Regions from separate parts of the Mus musculus genome. Here region 2 is linked to region 1. A link is a contact called in ENCODE Hi-C or POLR2A ChIA-PET data. All regions are on one chromosome and are shown on one strand. The core of a region is the stretch at or near the end of the contact, and the rest is flanking DNA. Distances in the headings are between cores, read along the strand shown. Region 1 holds the start of Fam91a1 (family with sequence similarity 91, member A1). Region 2 holds the start of Zhx1 (zinc fingers and homeoboxes 1).

What was found. Hi-C counts contacts between places; a loop is a spot of excess contacts on that map. ChIA-PET counts read pairs that join two places held with the same protein, here RNA polymerase II (POLR2A).
Region 2: a loop to region 1 is called in a map of gastrocnemius, with 8 times the contacts of the local background. The contact joins the promoter of Zhx1 here to the promoter of Fam91a1 in region 1. A Hi-C loop is called at or near these places in 2 of 37 maps with a recorded cell type or tissue (gastrocnemius and heart). POLR2A ChIA-PET finds 5 or more read pairs at or near these places in 1 of 5 experiments (embryonic stem cell).

The regions. Positions count from the first base shown.
Region 1 is chr15:58,413,304-58,417,146 of GRCm38, reverse strand. It overlaps Fam91a1 (family with sequence similarity 91, member A1), which reads right to left and starts at 1,679. Exons shown (of 24, transcript NM_145959.3): 1 at 1,370-1,679. The coding sequence starts at 1,441.
Region 2 is chr15:58,074,292-58,078,134 of GRCm38, reverse strand. It overlaps Zhx1 (zinc fingers and homeoboxes 1), which reads left to right and starts at 1,627. Exons shown (of 4, transcript NM_009572.4): 1 at 1,627-1,978.

The sequences.
Region 1 (3,843 bases), core at 430-2,929:
TGACTCAGAACTGGGCCTTTCAGTGGTTTCACACGCAGAAACTAATCAGTTTATATTTGAACTTAAGTTTTAGCACTGTCCTATGATTGTATTAATAACAATTAAGTTTGGGAAGGCTTTTGCCAATCCTAATAGAATCAATTATTTAAGTTGGGTATAAGCTATTTAAAAAGGAAATGAACTATTTACTCTAGTTGTCTTCAAATATGTCTCAGAACATATGTATCTAAAGAACAAAAACTATCTGCTAAACTCATTCAAATTTAAGAGGAACTTATTCCCAAAGATTTAGACTTGTTCCTTTTTTCAAGTTTCAGAAACTTGACATCTTTGACAACCTATAGACCTTTGCCCCTGAAACACACCTAGGGTTCTGGTGTCTTAGAAGTATTTTGTCACGTGATGTCCACCAGACCCTTAACTCGTTCTCTAGAACTAGGACTCAAAGTAAATCACAAGAATCATAAAAACATTACCACCACCATTCCATAATTCCAAAAGTATACCTGCTGCCCACCACCAAGAGAAACCAGAAATCAGAGGAACTTAGAAACGGTGGGCAGCGAACCCCTGCATTGCATGTAGTAAACATACTATACATGTAAGCACACACATCAAGGCCTTCGTAAAAGTTCAAACCACCTATCCGTTCTTTTCTTTCACCAGTCCATTTACTCTGTCTCTGACAGAAAAGACTCTCCGTGGAGGCAGGATCCTTAAACTATCTGCATGCTCAGTAAACACGACTGAGTAAAACTACCATTCATTGTAAGCATTCGATTAAAAAACAAAAACAAAACCCCTCGGGTCATGCTCCCGTTGATCCTTTATAAACTCAGGCTGTGTAAAGGACGAAGTCCGACAACACAAACCACACACGTACCCTTCCAAATCAGGCCTGACTGCTCTGTCAGCCTCGGCAGCTATCACCCTCACGCATCCAGCCAACATTTCCAAGTGGATCGGAACACGTCTCCGAACTCTGGTGATTGTTCACAGCTCCGGAGACGTACTCTTCCCTCTTCCCGGGGGTGGAGGGCCTTCGTTCCTCATCTTAGTAACTTTTAGTGGTCTTCCAGGGCCAACTTTAAATGCTTTCAGTTACACATGCAACTCCAAGCAGGCAACCTAACCCCCAGAAACGCTCCAGAGGAGGTACGTGTGATCTGTCGCTTTGCACTCCCTTCTCCCACCACTCTCAAGTTTGGGGGCCCGGGGACTTTATTAAAATAAAGATTGCAGGCCGAGGTACCAGGCGAGTCCGGGGGGACACCCGTCCAGCCTTCTTGGGAGACAGCGCACGCCCAGTTTCCCCGAGCCCCCCGACGGCCCGCAGGTCAGGCGACAGAGAAGCAGGGCGGAGCCATACCTGCTTCACGTTCGTTGGCAACTTGCTCCAAGGATAATTGTGCCGGATGTGGAACTCAACGTCGATGTTCATGATGCCGGAGCCCAGGCCCGCGGCGGCCGCGGCTGCCACGCCGCCTGCCGCCCGCGAGCGCCCGGCCTGTCAGCGGAGCCCGCACGTCTAGGCCGCACGAGCACGGCGCCGCCCCATGGCCAGGCCCCCACAGGTCCGCGCGGCGCCGGCCACGGGGCACGGACGGGAGCGCCAACTACGACCCGCGCCTCGGCAGCTCCAAGTTTCTTCCTAGTTTCGGCCTGCCGGAAATGGCTCTGTGCCGACGTCACTTCCGCTCACTGGCCTAGGTCCGAGCGTGGAGCTCCGCCCCCACCCCACCCCCCGCACGTGGTTGAACGGTGCGAGGAAGGCGGGACTCAGAGACCCTCCGAGCCCAGCCAGCCGCGCCTGCGCATTGGGGTGACAGAGGCTCCCTGGTCTGCACCTCTGGGTTTGTGTGACTCAGTTTCCCGAATGTGTGTCTCCAATGGCTCTGTCGGTTGTCTGAGCAAAAGCGCTTCTAATGAAAGAACCACTCTCGCCACCCTGCCGAACAAGAGAACACCGAGTATGCCTGGGCCCCCCCCACCCATTGGCCTAGAGTCGCTAGCGGCGTCATCCCTTCCAAGCATTCGCTGTATCCTGGGGATGGAGAACGTTGGACTCCTTCCAAGATCCAAATTCTTAAAATGTAGGGATTTGAGGTGCAGAAATGTTAACTTGCTTCGATCGCCTTTTTAAACGCAGAACTGGGATGGTTATCCCTACAGCTCTCCTGAGGTCTTTGGGAACGGTTTCTTCCAGAGTATATTTTATTTCCTAAGCAAACTCATTTAACTGCAAGACTTCAGTGGTTCTTTGTCTATTTTTTCATTTTAAAGCAATGTTTTTAAGTCATGTTTTGTTATACACTACTGATAAGAACTGAAAACATTAAAGACGCTTAATCCATACCTCAACAACTGGCCAGTCTGAGGCATGCCATTATATCTAATTATTTGAAACTATTATGGTACACACTGCTCTTACATAGGTGTATTGGTCTGGTTATCTGATCGCAGTAACTTCCTATCCTGCTGAGATCCTCCTCAACGTAGCTAAAATGTTCTGAACTCCAGTAATGCAACAGTATTCAAAAGTATGATCTGTCTACTATGTATCATTCCCTTGCCTCAACAGTCAGTGAAACATTGCCACAGCGACTAGGCCTATCAGAAGAAGAAAGTGAGGTTGGCAGGGCTACAAGAGCCCTCAGAATGGCAGAGCCCACTGGTTTTCACAATGTATTATTTTATGTATGAGTGTTTTGCCTGCATGTGTGTGTGTGTGTGTGTGTGTGTGTGTGTGTGTGTGCACCACCAGTGTGCCTTGTACCTTCAGAGGCCAGAAGAGAGCATCAGATATCAGGTGCCCAGAAGTTGGATTTCAGATTTTTTTTTGCTAAACAAAAGCAAGTGATTTTAGCTGCTGGGCCAACTGTCCAGGCCCAGCCCAAGGCTGTTTATTGGAACCATCCTGTGAATTCCTCAGGAACACCCTTCATAGAAATATTCTGTCTCCTGCTTTAGTTTAGGAAAGTTCATTTAGAGTTAGTGAAATAAATACCCCCTACATTTTTCATAATTCGCATGTGAACAAACAGTATTCTTCAGAATCGTTTTATCTAGTATAATGTAAGTAACAAAATTAAAGATATCTTCATTTTTAAATCCCTACAAATCTTTATTTCAACTGCTGAAAGCAGTTAACCGGGCATGAATCTATTCATCCTTTTTGTATTTTCAATAATAAATCTAATTTGAACTCAACAGAAGCTAGTAATGGTGAATAGATGCCTGCCAAATCAGTAAAGTACAGACCTTTGAGAAAAATCCCACCATGGTGAATTATAAAGGCTCTCAGTATGTAGCCCCCAAGAGCAGATTTTTAAAGGAGGAGATAACATTAGATCAAAGCTATGTGGACAGGAAGAAGACAGATAGCAATTCCTTCAGAGTGGGAACCTGTATCAGATTGATTTATAAAAATACAAGATGCTTGTGGAAGGACTGACCTGTCTCCATTTCCCTCAAGATGGCCAGGAAGCAAAGCGATTCTGGTCATCCCTCAACTAACCCACAAGGTGCAGGGCCTGCTGGGTGGAAACTCCAGGAACAAGATAGTTCCCTGGGCATCAGAAAGGAGAAAACAACTACCAAATGGATTCCCTGGGCAGCGCTGGTGACCTCCTTGAGACATTTTGGAAAACAATAAATCCCATTCTTTTACATTCCTGACTCAGGTCTCTGCCTTTCACATTCTAGAGAAATCAGAAACTACAAGGTTGTGGCAGGGCCCCACCCAAAGACACCTTCTGAGTAAACAATAGCTTCAGACATGCAAATGCCATGTGCCGCCTTCTCTGCCAACTATACTGGGTCAGATTAGAGAAAATTACCCAG
Region 2 (3,843 bases), core at 378-2,877, 340 kb after region 1:
CATCTCTGCTGAACGAGTCAACTTTTTTTCTTGTCTCGGTATGTTAAACAGTTACAGTACAGCAGCTCTTTGCCTGGTGTCTACATCATCCTAATAGAGATGAGGTAAATTCCATCGGGGCATGTGCACAGATTATATGCAAATTCCATACCAGTTTATTTAAGGGACTTGAACAACACTCTATTTGGGTATCATGGAGGGTTCCAGAACAATCCCTTTTAGATACCAACGGACAACAGGATGGCCTTACTCAGTTTTACATCTCCTTTAGTGTCCGGCACATGTGGTCCTCAAAAAGCAAATGGTTGAATGCATGAACAAAAGGTTGAATATCTGAATTTAAAATATTTTCTTTGTTCAGAGTTAAATCCTAAACTGGGATTCTCAGTGGACCTGGAACTGTCTTTGGGGTGAGCATAAACTGGTGTGTGTGTGTGTAACTTTTTGTCTTGTATTTTTCTTATGAGGGATACATAAATACATTGTGTATTTAAACACATTGTGTATTAAATACATTGTGGAGAATGCATTGTTTTATTTTACTGATGTTAGTACTGTATTATAAATACTTTCCATTAAACCACTTTCTATTAAAAACTACACTGATTTCTTAAATTCTTTGTATAAGTAGTTTGCATTCTGAATTTAGTTTCAAGGGGCTTGAGCGCTATTAATTTTTGTTTTAAGAATGGGCCGAGAGTGGGACAGGGTTGGGTTCCTCTGCTGGTGAGACCATTAAGCCTCAGCATACACAAGTTTTAGAATTTTAGGATGCAACTAAATATTGTGCACGTTGATATCAGCAGCCAGGTCTTCCCTTCATGTAAATGCAGAGTGCAAATTTTCGGGCTGGTGTGGCTTGGTGGAGCTCTGCTATCAAAACACAAAAGGGTCCATGACTGGAATGGGGGTGGGGACTAAACATCCAGGCGCCAAAGAGTTCTCTTACGTCCGTCCGGAGCGGCGAGTACAGGAGCGAACACTCGGAGTGGTTTCCTTTCGCCCTCGTTTGTTATATTCAATGGAACAATGACGAGAGGGCTGAAGGGCAGAGGTGGGGAAGACGCTGAGGTCCTCGGCTGGCCGCGCTGCGGGGCTGGTGCCCACTGCGGAGAGCTCGGCTTCAGTCAGTGGCTCTCCGGGGAAAGAGGGACGGCAGCAGGAAGCAGAGGCGGGAGGCTCCAAGTGGGGCCACACTTAACTTTTCCCGTCCAAAGCTGGAACTACGGGGCTCCTGCTGGACTCGGGCTAGGAAGAGGCGGAGCAGCGGCTGACAGGAGCGCGGGACTGTTGACAGCGGGTGGGGGCGCGGCTGGCATCCAGAGGGCGCTGCCAAGGAGGAGCCGAGAGTGACAGTGGGCGTGGCTTAGGGAGGGGCGGGGCCTTAGGACGCCGGCTCCGGGAGAGATGGGGTTGGTTTCGGAGGACCTAGGCAGTTTCAAGGGAAGAAAGCGACCGAGGTCGCGGGAGGCGGGGTCCGACTTCTGACGACCGCTGGCCGAGCAATCGCTTGAACGGGGCGGAGCCTCGCAGGCCCTGGAGGAGGAGCTTCTCGCGACGGGGCGTGGCTTCTAGTGACAGAGGCGTGGCCCCCTCCTGACAGGGGGCGTGACTCTCCCTGACAGAGGGCGGGGCGGCGCACACCTCCCGCAGCGCCCGGTTCTAGAGGAGCGGCCTGGGTCGCATCCCAGAGGAGCGGCGGAGTCCTCGAGTGGGGTGCCCGGCTCGTCCCCGCCTCGGCTGGCTCCTCCTCGCGGCCCTTGTGGGTTCAGGGAGCGGAGTCTCTCTCGCACCCTGGCCTGGCCTCTCGGCGCTTCTGCCGGGCTGCAGAGCTCCGTGGGGGGCCCCCTCGCGCGAGGGCCCTCCGAGTGGTTCCGGGGTTAGGGTTCACGGGTCAGAGTTGACTCCCTGAAAAGTGCAGTCGCTCTGAAATGCAAGATGGCGGCGGCGAGGCGCTGAGGCGAGGCGGCCCCTGCAGGTAGCTGCGCGAGCGGGCTGGGGACTGGGCCTCGCGGTTGCGGGTGGAACCCGAGCAGGAACTCGCGGCGGGTAGGGAAGCCGAGAGGCGCGGGCGCTGGCGCGACACGGGACGGGGCAGCAGCGGGACACAGACACCCCCCCCCTCTTCGGGACCCAGCCCACGGTGCTGGGGCACGCAAGATCGGACCCGGGGGGAACTGGGCCTGCCCCGCGGCGGGGCGGACGGAGTCGCAGCTCCCGGATTCTCTCGGGGGTTGTCAGAGCGAGGACGGAGCTCTGGGTGGAGGGTTTGGAGGGAAAGCCCCAGCGCCTTGGTTGGGAGAGCACTGAGTAACTTGGGGGCGCAGAGGGGATGGGGAGCCGGTCTCCCTGGGGGGAAGGACGTCTCTGGGACAGCGGACCCTAACTACCGTGCGGGTCCTGGGGAAGATCTCCAGCGTTGGGCCTCCGGAGGCGTGAGGCCACCTCGTGGGGACACGGCGCAGCCCCCCTCTGAAGAGTCAGCCAAGGATCTCCGGCTGGACTGTAGCGCACTGGCTTTGGGGTCGGAGCAACGGGAAACCTCAGCAGAGAAGACTCAGGAGTTGCATCCCCAAGAAGTATAGTGCGAAGTATATTTTGAGGAAGAGCAGGCTTTTAGGGGAGAAGTTCATTAAAGAGGGTGGAAACACACTTGTCTCTGCTTAGGTAGTGGAGCGGGAGTGCAGACTTGGGAGAGCGATGGACCAGAGGAAACTCCAAGCCTTGGGGCTTAAAGGGAATTGGCTAGGAGGGAATAAAAAGGACTGGGGTCTGATGGCAGGAAAGCCGAGCCCTGACTCATTTCTTGTGTATTTACACCGAAGTTCCAAGAGAGGGACTTAGAATTCTTTGTTTCGGTACTCCAAAGGTACCAGTAAGAAACGAACCAAACGGAAGAATAAGATTCTGTTTGCTATCCTTAGCTTACTCTGGGCAAAGCAATTGGAAAACTGAATGTAGAGAAGAAGCATAGATAAAGTAGGAATGCTCACAGTACTTTTCTGTCACTAACCCTTCTCTAAAAGACAAGACCAAAACAAACCAAGAAGAGATAAAATTTAGGAGGAAATTATGAGAAAGGCCGATTGAGAAGTTGTGACATTTTTAGGGTGGGATTCCATGCAATTCGAAGAAGCAATTCTCTCGGAGATTAATATTATGGCAAATGAAAATCCGGAAGGACCACTCCTTCCCCAGGAAAAGACTGTGTATTGTGGGGTACACAAGTACACCTTTCTATTTGTGGTGCTGGTCATTGTATTTCAGAAGTCTTTGTCCTAACACTTTAATTTGTATGCAGTAGTAATTACCTGTTTCTTTTTAAAATGCCTTGAAAAAGTCATTATTTCAAACTGGCAGTGGGGATTAATAGAAGTTTGTTCAAACAAGGCTACTGGCACATAGATTATTTCTAAAGAAGCAATTCTGATTCCAGATTTTAAGCGAAGGAAAGAAAGGCTGAGTGCTGCCAGGGACAGTAGTTGGGTAACAGGGCATATAAGGAAAAGGACATTCATGAATATTTTTTATCTTAGTTTCTCTCTCCATCCTCCAAGCATTTTAAAAGTATACAGACTAATTTTAGGCAAAGTAAAATGCATAATCTTAGATTTTGTTTTGAATTGAAGTTTCAAAACATAGCCTAGTCTGGCCTTGATGCCATGGCAGTCCTCCTGCCTCTTCCTTGTCAGTGCTGGGATTACAAGTGTGTACCACCATCTCAATCTTAGATACTAATTTTTTACATTTTTGTTTATTTGTGTTTGAGTGCAGTTATGTGCACATCCCACTGCCTGCATGTGGAGGTCAGACGACAACTTTCAGGAGTTCTGGGTAGCAGAC